2 separate regions of the Mus musculus genome follow, and region 1 is linked to region 2. A link is a loop called in an ENCODE intact Hi-C map of the cell type or tissue named here. Cell type or tissue: heart. All regions are shown on one strand.

The links. Hi-C counts contacts between places; a loop is a spot of excess contacts. Peaks named below come from ENCODE experiments on the same cell type or tissue, not always from the same donor. Only the 100,000 strongest peaks of a DNase experiment are listed, where the experiment ranks them.
Region 1: a loop joins it to region 2, with 4 times the contacts of the local background. A loop is called at or near these places in 1 of 42 quality-filtered maps.

The regions. Positions count from the first base shown.
Region 1 is chr6:86,436,759-86,441,758 of GRCm38, forward strand. C87436 (expressed sequence C87436) reads left to right here and starts at 1,916. Exons shown (of 10, transcript NM_001364557.1): 1 at 1,916-2,089. In heart, CTCF peaks have their summits at 1,058 and 2,084; DNase peaks (open chromatin) are centred at 1,613 and 1,863; H3K4me3 peaks cover 2,604 bases; H3K27ac peaks cover 2,147 bases.
Region 2 is chr6:86,361,603-86,366,602 of GRCm38, forward strand. Fam136a (family with sequence similarity 136, member A) reads left to right here and starts at 4,044. Exons shown (of 3, transcript NM_025591.3): 1 at 4,044-4,217. The coding sequence starts at 4,131. In heart, CTCF peaks have their summits at 3,008 (motif pointing left) and 3,855 (motif pointing right); DNase peaks (open chromatin) are centred at 2,959 and 3,979; H3K4me3 peaks cover 2,374 bases; H3K27ac peaks cover 2,434 bases.

The sequences.
Region 1 (5,000 bases), 75 kb after region 2:
TCAATTTTTAAGGGAAATGACAAAAGATTAAACTAATACAGGTTGGAACAAAGTAAACACTGGCTACTACTAGTAGGTTGACAGGAGTCAAAGAAGTCCAGTGTGCAGAAAGCAACTACTATGTGTAGTCAGAGCAGGGAGAGAAGGAAAAAGGGTAAGGAAAACAAACTTGAAATCACAGCTGAACTCCTGATCCTTAGAAGGAGCCAGGTCCTAGAGGAACAGGAATATGCAGGCCTGTGAGGAAACACTTGAGGAGGAGGTCCACTAACTAGCGGGCAGCTGGCGTTGCCTGATACCACTGGGACATACAATGCAATGAATGGCTTAACTTAATATCCTGTTTTTTGTTGTTGTTGTTTTTTGTTTTTATTCGAGACAGGGTTTCTCTGTATAGTCCTGGCTGTCCTGGAACTCACTTTGTAGACCAGGCTGGCCTTGAACTCAGAAATCCGCCTGCCTCTGCCTCCCAAGTGCTGTGATTAAAGGCGTGTGCCACCACGGCCCGGCTTTTTGTTTTGTTTTGTTTGTTTTTATCTGCTTTTTTTGTTTTGTTTTGTTTTTTGTTTTTTTTTAAATGTCAGTTGAAAATTGCAGCCTGGGAGAGCTTGGTGTGAGGACACCCAAGTTGGCTGGTTCTGAAGACAGGGAGGTGAGGATCACAAGGTCTTTCATGAACCACTGCACACTTAATGAGAAAGGAGAGAAACAGCATCCAGAAAGATGTTGTCTGCATGTCTCTCTATTGGAGGGCTTGACATTGAACTATAGAACAAAGGAGAAACACTTCCCAATGCCAGGCAAAGAAATGAGGGTTGATGCTCTCTGGTCACCACTTGAGGCAGTTGCTAGGAACTAACTAGCCATGTGATCCAGGTATAAATATGAATGCTTTTGAACTTAACAGCAAATAAAAATTGTGGCGAGAGGAAACATCTCTTTTTTTAGTTCCTTCAGTTTCTGAAACAATATTAGAAAAATCTGATCCCAGAAAAGGGCCACTGTAACGGAGAAAAGTAAAATTTGGCTAGAGCAAAGCAATTGTGCCTACAGCGCACCACCAGTAGGTGTCCAAGCTATGGGAACACACCGGCCTCACCTAAGGCACCATAGCTTTCCGAGTGTTTCTGAAGTGCGGTGGTGGCACATGTCTTTAATCCCAACACATTGGAGGGAAGAGGCCCGCGGATCTATGTTCGAGACCAGCCTGATCTACAGAAAGAGTTCCAGGAAACACAATATTGGTGCCGGGGATTTACGATTCTGAAGAACAAATATACATAAAGTCTATTTCGGCTCTTTCCAAGGGGGGAGTCGTTCAATAATGTGTAAGAGCGAAGCGAGAGAAAACCATACAAGCTCAGGCGAGCTCTGCTTCCGATTCCAGTAAAACTGTTTTCAGCACAGAATTGTTCAGGTTCGATGTACTAGGGACCACCGGGAAGCCCTTGCTGGTGTGTTCTGTACGTTTAGGTAAAGCCACAAAGTGTCAGCACCCTGAGCCTTCTCTGTAGTTTTCCAAAAGAGAGCACTCCCCTGAAATACTACAAATCCCATGGTGCCACTTCAGCGGAGGTGAGCGGGCCCTTGGCGCACGTGGGCTGATCTGACCAATAACGACCGTCGTTACAAGCAAACAGTTTGGACGTGTTTGTAAAAGTCCGTTTGTAAAAGGAGAAGAGACGCGGCGAGGGTCGTCACCAACGAGATTCCTAGAGTTGCGAGGCAGGTAAGGGGGCAAAGTGGGAGAGGCCAAGCACCGGCGGAGCACGGCTTAGGGTGGGAACAGAGGCGGAAAAAGTGTTCGGGGAACTGCGTGTCGGACTGCTGACATTTTTGCTGGGCCCTCAGTTTGACGCCGCCGGAAGTGGGCGTTTTGCGCAGGATGCCGGGAAGCGGGTCGCATGGGAAGTGCGTTTTCCAGCCGGCCGTTCCCGGAAGCTGAGCTTAGGCGCGCTCCCCTAAACAACACCGAGGAATTGTGGCCCGGACTCTGTTATTTGACAGTGACCGGGCTGATTCTACAATCAGTAAAGGTCTGCGAGCTGTGACGTCTCGATCCAACCAGACAGTTTTATTCCTAAAATGGGTAAATAGCGCCTCCACAGGATCCCTTGTGTGAATGCATGCACTCGAATACTTCTTTCTTACTTGGGGCGGTGTTCACGTGCCCAAAACAGCGTCCCCACACCGACCAGCTCAGCGGCCGCATGGGACAGGGGGCAGCCTACCGCGCCTCGGGTTCCCTCAGCCAGCGCCAGGCGCTGCTCACCCTCTTGCTGAGAAGAGACAATCATCGGGAGACCCTTCAGGTTTCCAGCGGAGCTCCTTCACAAGTCGCGTTCCTTGTGTATCCTTTTTTAAGACAGAGTCTGCAAGCCGGGCGTGGTGGCGCAGCCTGTCATCCCAGCACTCGGGAGGCGAAGGCAAGAAGATCTCAAATTCCAGGACAGCTAGGCTACATAACAGACCTTGTCTCAAAAAGAAAAGAACAAACTGGGTATGGTGACGAGCTCCTTTAATACCAGAACTCTACAGGCAGAGACTGGCGAGTCTCTGAGTTCGAGGCTTCCCCGGTCCATCCCAGGACAGCCAGAGCGATACAAAGAAATCCTGCCCCCTACCTCCCGCCCCACCACACCCCAAAAAAGGAAAATAAGAAAAAAACTCTGTAATAATTCGTAGTGATACATGTTTTCAAATTCGAATAGTAAAAAAAATGAGATTAAACCTCCATTTCTCGGGTCTCAAATTACTGCTGAGGAAATAGACAACTATGCTGTGTCCTTAAAGTCTTTTCTAAAAAAAGATTTTTGTGTATGCATGTGTGTATATCCAGTGTGTCAAAGGAGTTGGACTTCCCAGAATTAAGAGTTTTAGGCAGATGAGCCCTGATGTTACTGCTTGGAACCAAACTTGGGCCCTCTAAAAGAGCAATACACACTTTTAACCACTAGCCATCTCTGCAGCCCCATTTTCCCCTTTCCTTTCCTTTCAAAACCAAGCATAGCATACACAAAGCACTAAGCTTTGTTACTGGTATACAGATCTCAACTGTTTTTAATGGCTTTACAGTCGCATCTTACTCAGCACACTGTACTTAGTTCTTTAATGGAAGTCCTTTTCCTATTCTGCAGGTACAAAATCTCATAGAGGGATATCTGTGATTTGGATGCCAGCCTGGTCCACATATTGAGTACAGCCAGGTGTACATAGTAAGACCCTATCTTCAAAAAAGAGGTGGGAGCTGGAAAGACCACCCAGTAGTTAAGAATACATACTGCTCTTGCAGAGGATCTGAGTTGAGTCCCCGGCACCCATGTCTAGTAGCTCACAAGCACCTGTAACTACAGTTCCAGACATATGCAGTGCAGCCTGTTGGCTATGGCTGCCTGTACTCATATGCACATAGCCTGACACAGGAAATAGGTTTCAGCCCCTTTGGAAACAGTTTTTCAGGTTCCGAAAATGTTAAGTGTACAAAGGAAATAGCTATGTTTACTATGATATTTACATTTATTGAAATATATGGCTCAACACTGTGGTCCATACATGTAGCCCTATCACTTAGGAGGCTGAGATAAAAGGATTATCTAGAGTTTAAGGCCCGCCTCAGGTACATAATAAGTTTCAGGTCACAGAGTAAAACCTTATCTTAAGAATAAATAAAAGAAATAGTAGCCGAGCGTGGTGGCGCACGCCTTTGATCCCAGCACTCGGGAAGCAGAGGCAGATGGATTTCTGAGTTCAAGGCCAGCCTGATCTACAAAGTGAGTTCCAGGACAGCCAGGACTATACAGAGAAACCCTGTCTCGAAAAACCAAAAAGAGAGAGAGAGAGAGAGAAGGAAAGAAAGAGTACATGGGTCTCAGTATATATATGGGGGGGGGGGTGGTCTTACTGGGGATCAAGTCAGGGGTCTTCTCCAGACTGAGCCAGTGTTAGAACTCGGCTGTACTGCCTTCAACCCTGTGCAAGTTTATGGGAAGACATTTTTCTATACAAATACTTGTCCCAGTGATCTGAGCTCTGTGTATTGTAGCCAGAAACTTGGGACTAAACTAATATTCTGTGGCTGATAAGTGGACAAACAAGACATGACTTACCTATACATTGAAATACTGAATTTAAAAAAAAAAAAAAAAAGACTTTACAGGGATTAGAGAAGTGGCCCAACAGTTAAAAGTGCTTGCTTCTCTTCAGAGTTCCGTTCCCAGCACTCTGGGATGTCATTATCAGGCAGCTTTTCAACTGCCTGTGACTCCAGCTTTGAAGGATCTTACACCCTCTCTGGCCTCCACAGGCATTTGCATTCACGTGTGCATATACAGGCAGATACACAACTAAAAATAAATCTTAGGAAACATTTTAAGGAACTGGGTGTAGAGGCTTTTATCTTTAATAATTAAGCTAATCCCAGCACTCAGGAGGCATCTCTTTAGATGCCAGTCTAATCTACATAGGCCAGTCTGGTCTACATAGTGAATTTCAGGCCAGTCAGGATTCCTTGGTGAGACTTTGTTCCAGAAACAAAACCAAAATACTATGTGTTTTATTTATAAGCTAGTACAAATATTCATGTATATGTGTATTTGGAAATTTGTTTCTCCGTTGTGTATTATACATTCTAACTTACATCTAAATATTTTTTCAAGAATTACAAGCAAATTGCCTTTTCCACCACTTAGTGAAAAAGCATTAAGAGGCAGAGAAGATGGTTCTTAAGTAAAGTTCCAGCCTTACAAGCACGAGGGCCTAAGTTCTGATCCTCAGAAGCCATATACACAGCCAGGCACAGAGACGAACCCTGTAATCCAAGCGCTTAAGGGGCCCTAGGCTTTGCTTTCCAACCACTCAAGACAAATCAGTGAAAGACCCTGTCTCAAAAACTGAGGTGGAAAGCAAGAAAGATAGCTCAGTGTAAAGAGCATTTTGTTCTCGAGGAGGACCAGGGTACATTTCCCAGGACCCACACAGTGACTCACAACCATCTGGAACTT
Region 2 (5,000 bases):
GAGTTTCAGATGTTTGTGCAGGTGCTGGGAATCAAACCTTGGTCGTGTGCAAGGGTAGCCAGTGCTCTCGCCTGCCGAGCCAGCATCTCCCCAGCCCCTCAGTTCACCTCTTTTCAGGTATTTTGTCCCAGGAACAAAACTAGAACGTACATGCTGGTCACAGCCCGCTCCATGCACTGTTATCCAGGCCATCGCTGTGTCTGCTCTGACAGCCACACTAATAAGAGAGTGAGAGAAAGAAACACAACATTTCCAGCAGCAATAATAACTGTTTACCTTGTTTCTTACAGACACCATCTCAAAGCCGCCGCCACACCTAGGAATTAATCATGCCGTCCACACTTTACAGAGGGAGGAAGGGTGGCTGCACCATCACTGTGGAGGCTGCATACTTAGAGGCTGAGAACACAGACAGCAGTTTGATGCTCAGCCTAAGATGGAATCTGCAGACTGTGTTTCCTCGGCTCCAGACTTCATTAATCTCCTGGCCATAATACATAGTGAAAAAGCACAATCCGGGAGCTGGAAAGATGGCTAAGCAGATCAGAACACTGCTTTCGCAGAGGACTGACTTCAGTTCCCATTGCCAACACCAGGAAGCTTACAACCACTTTCAGAGGACCCAGCATCCTCTTCTGGCCTCTGCAGGTGCCACACACAGGAGCACACACACATATACACGTGCACACAAACTTAAAATTAATTTCAAAGATAACTTTTAAAGGGTGGTTGTTTACTCTTGCAGAGGACACTGTTTACTTCCCAGAATCCACACAGTAACTCACAAATGCCCCTGACTCCAGTTGTAAGTGATCCAAACCCTCTTTTGGCATCCAAGGGCTCCTGAAGGCATTTGATCCAGATATCTGCATGCATGCTCTCTCTCTCTCTCCCCCTCTCTCTCTCTCTCTCTCTCTCTCTCTCTCTCTCTCTCTCTCACACACACACACACACACACACACACACACACACACACACACCTGGAATAAACTCTTTCACAAAACAGTTATTTGACCATTATGTACTAATCCAGGGCCTTTGCTCCACCATGATCTTTTCTGCTTCAGCTACTCCAGCACTGGTTGCACTACAGAGACCTCTCACAGAGGCATCAGAAACACTGACTGCTTCCTGCTGCTGTGTGGCTTCCTGCCACTCACACTGAGTCTTGGAGTGCTTTCGGTCTGCCTAAGCCCCTCTATCACAAAGTGCACCATATGATCATTACCCTCTGAAGTCTGGTCACCTTCTTAGGATTGCAAAGTTATATAGGCCCTTTCCCTGGAGTATTCAACCTATCTTAAGGTTCTGTTGACAATTACCCCCTCCCTTCCCTAGCTAGGTCTTGCTCAAGTCTTAATATTTGATTCTAATCTCACTCCTCTTCCATTTTCTATACAGTCACTGGATATATGGTTGGGGTAGAGACCACATAACCCACCCCAAGAAGAAGAGGAGAAAGCTTCCCTTTAAAACCCAGAGAGCACCAGGAGGGTGATATCACATGCCTTCAGTCCCAGCACTCAGGAGGCAGAGGCAGAGGCAGAGGCAGAGGCAGAGGCAGAGGCAGAGGCAGAGGCAGAGGCAGAGGCAGAGGCAGAGGCAGAGGCAGAGGCAGAGGCAGAGGCAGAGGCAGAGGCAGGGAAGGATCTCTGTGAGAGTGAGGCCAGCTTGGTCTACATAGTGAGTTCCAGGACAGCCAGGGCTAGTAAAAAGTGAAACCCTGTCTCAAGCAAATAAATAAATACTAAAATATAAAAAAATTAAAATTAGAGAGGCGCTTTATCATGAGAATAAGATGAAGCTGGAGAGATGGCTTAGTGGTTAAGATCATTATCTACTCTTGCATAGGACCCAGGTTCAATTCTCAGCACTCACATGATAGCTCACAAACACCAGTAATTCAAGTTCCAGAGGGTCTGACGTTCTCTTCTGGCCTCCATGGGCCCCTGCATGCATGTGATGCACACACATATAATCAGGCACACACATACACATAAAATAAAAATAAACATATTTTAGAAGAGAATCAGAGGAGAGAAGAGGACAGCTGTCATGAGAGGAATGGGTGGGGTCAAGGAGTCTCTTCAGAGACATCCCAGGAATGAAGGACATATGAGACTTTTATGTCAATTTTAAGGAACATTTCACACCTGTGATTTGGTTCAACACAGCGTCCATGGCAAAGAGCTCGGAGGAGCCAGGTATAGGTTAGGACCTGTAATCAGGGAATACTCTAAGAGCACGGCACAGATAGCTAGCTTCTTAACTCTTGGTCCTACAGAGAGCTGCAGAGAGGCATGGCCTGTTGTCTTCAAGCCGTTAGATCCAGTCTTTAAAGAGTGACCACTGTCTTACAGGGGCAGGTTCCTCACATGTCAGGAGTCACTTTCCATAAACATCAAAGAACCACTCGTCTTGCCATACTGAAACTAACAAAGTTGTCTTACCAAAGGCTTCCCACCAGATCTCAGTGTGACTAACAGCATTACTGTAGAAGCAGCTGCTGAAACTACCATGATACACATTAGAAATAAAGGAGAAAGTGAGAAGTGTTAAACTGTGCCTTTATTAGAAAGAATTTTCTATGGAATCTGGAATCATGAAGTGAGTCTCAAGAGTCTTGCCACAGTCTGGTGTCTTCGCGGCTGAGGCAGCCATCTTGCCCTGCTAGGATTTAAATATTCCAGAGTCTTCCCCTCCCTTTGCTTTGACTTTGTGCACAGTGAGAGAAAAATGGACACTGAAGGGTCCGCTTCAGACCCCATTCAAAGTACTTGCAAAGCACCTGGTCTGTTGGGTGACCACTGCCATCGCCCTGGCTCCAGCTGCTCCTGGAAGATCCCTGTAAGTCCGGCTTCAAGTAGTGGACACATTTTATCCCCAACCCTGGTATCTGAGAGAGGGAAAGCCCAGCCATGGAGGAACACAGCTTTTCTCAAAGGACAATGGGTTGTGTGGCTTTTCCTACCCTCAAAACAGAGCTAGCCTGCCATCTAGTGGCGAATCACAGCAAGTGCCTAAAATCTCAAGCACTCTTCACACGCTAGTCTTTTTTTTTTCGTTCCAGGCTATTCCACAAAGCTTCAACCTTTTTTTTCTGTTTTGCCCTCTGAAGCTTCCCGTACCTGCCTGTCATTCTTTTCCTTCTCCAGAGTGCCAGGCAAGGGCCTTCTAGTTCAATACAAAAATTCAATGCTAGCTCGCCGAGAGAGATTTCCCGAAACACTCGAACTTTCCCTTATCTCTATGGGACCACTTATAGCCCAAGCTCTTCTAACGCAGCCTTTAGTAGCCCTCTTCCTAACCTAATGATGCTCCCCTCTGCATCGGCCCATGGGAAGAAGGGACCACTTGTGTTTCAGAGATGACTGCATAAGACAGTAGAAATGGGAACACGAGAGCACATGGCTGACAGAACCAATCCATTCAGAAACAGCTCGCCCTTACTCAACGGTCTCGCTATCTACAGCCCCTCCATACCCCCACACTACTCTTGAGACAATCTAGAATACCGTACCCTTTACTCGCAGTAACTAGTAACTCGGCATAAATGTTCACCAGCTGGGGAATTGACAAAGCAAATTGTGGTATGTACATTTAATGAAATTCTGTTCGGCAACAAAAAGAAACCAAGACAAAGATAGCAATAATAAAATCTGATCGAGCTGTACAAGAGCTGCTAATTACATTCGCTTTTTTAAAATTGGGATTGACAGAGGGAGAGAGAGAAAGAGAGGAAGAAAAGAAGTCAGACGACGAAGAGATCTTTGGCCACCAAAAGCCTGGCTCCACGGAAGAACCAGCGGCGCGCCCGCTGTCTCCTGCCTGAAGTTGCTTAACCTAGACGCCAGGGGGCGATGAGGATGCGGGAACGGGAACGCTTACTGAGGACAAGGGCGCAATGGCCAGGGGCCAGGGCGAGGTACTCGGAAGACTGTGCGGTGACTCGGTGGGGGGTCGGGCTCAGCGCAAAGGGGCGGGACTCACTAGCTAGGGGCGGGGCGCAGCCGAGGGCGGGGCGAAGCCGGAGGGTGGGACTCAGTGGCTTGAGAAGCCCGCACGGGCGCAGGGGGCGGGGCGCAGCGGGTGCACACGCGGGCGCCGGCGCGGCTGAGCTCAGGGTCGCCATGGCGGAGGTGCAGCAACTCCGAGTGCAGGAGGCTGTGGACGCCATGGTGAAAAGTGTGGAGAGAGAGAACATCCGGAAGATGCAGGTAGCGGCGCGGTCCGGCGCCCAAACGGGATTGGAAACTCGGGCGGGGGTGGCGCGGTGACGTTCGAGCTCCGGGCCTCGCGTGGGGCGGTTTCCTCCCACCTGGCCTCGGTGACGAGCGTTCGGCCGCCCCTGAGGTGATCTGGCGCGAGGCTCGGAGGGACCGGCCCAGGAGAACCACCAGACCGAAATCCCTTCGGGCCGTCCTGCGCTGATTTAGATGCCACGAACCCTGAACGCCCGTGAGCGTGGGCCCCGTCTCCCTCACCCTACTGGCCTCGCTTAACTTCACCCCTTAATCACCCTCTACTGTTTCGATCGCCTTGTGGGGCGTTGACTAGCCAGGCCGACCTCTGAACTCTGCTACAGAAATACAAAAACTGATTTTCAGAACGTGGTTTCTTCCGGTTCAGTCTTGGGTACATTATCTTATCAGTGAGCTCATAGCAGCACACAGGGTCTCTTTTAACCCAGGTTGACTTCCAACCCCCGATCTTCCTGCCTTCACCTTTGGAGTGCGAGGATTACAGGCATGGGCCACCACCCTGGCTTTGTGCTGTGCGGAATGGAACGCAAGGCTTTCTTAGAACTAGCAAGCGCGCTCCCAAGAACATATATCCCCATCCTACAAATGTTAGGCCTGGTAACCGTCCCAGTCTTACGAAGTCCTGATGATACGGCGGGAAAAATAAAACAAAACAGGTAGAGAAGCATGGCCTCCAAGGCCTTGTCCTTCGAGAGCTGTCCTCAGAGTCTTTCCAGTCTCACCAGGCTCTGTCTTCGC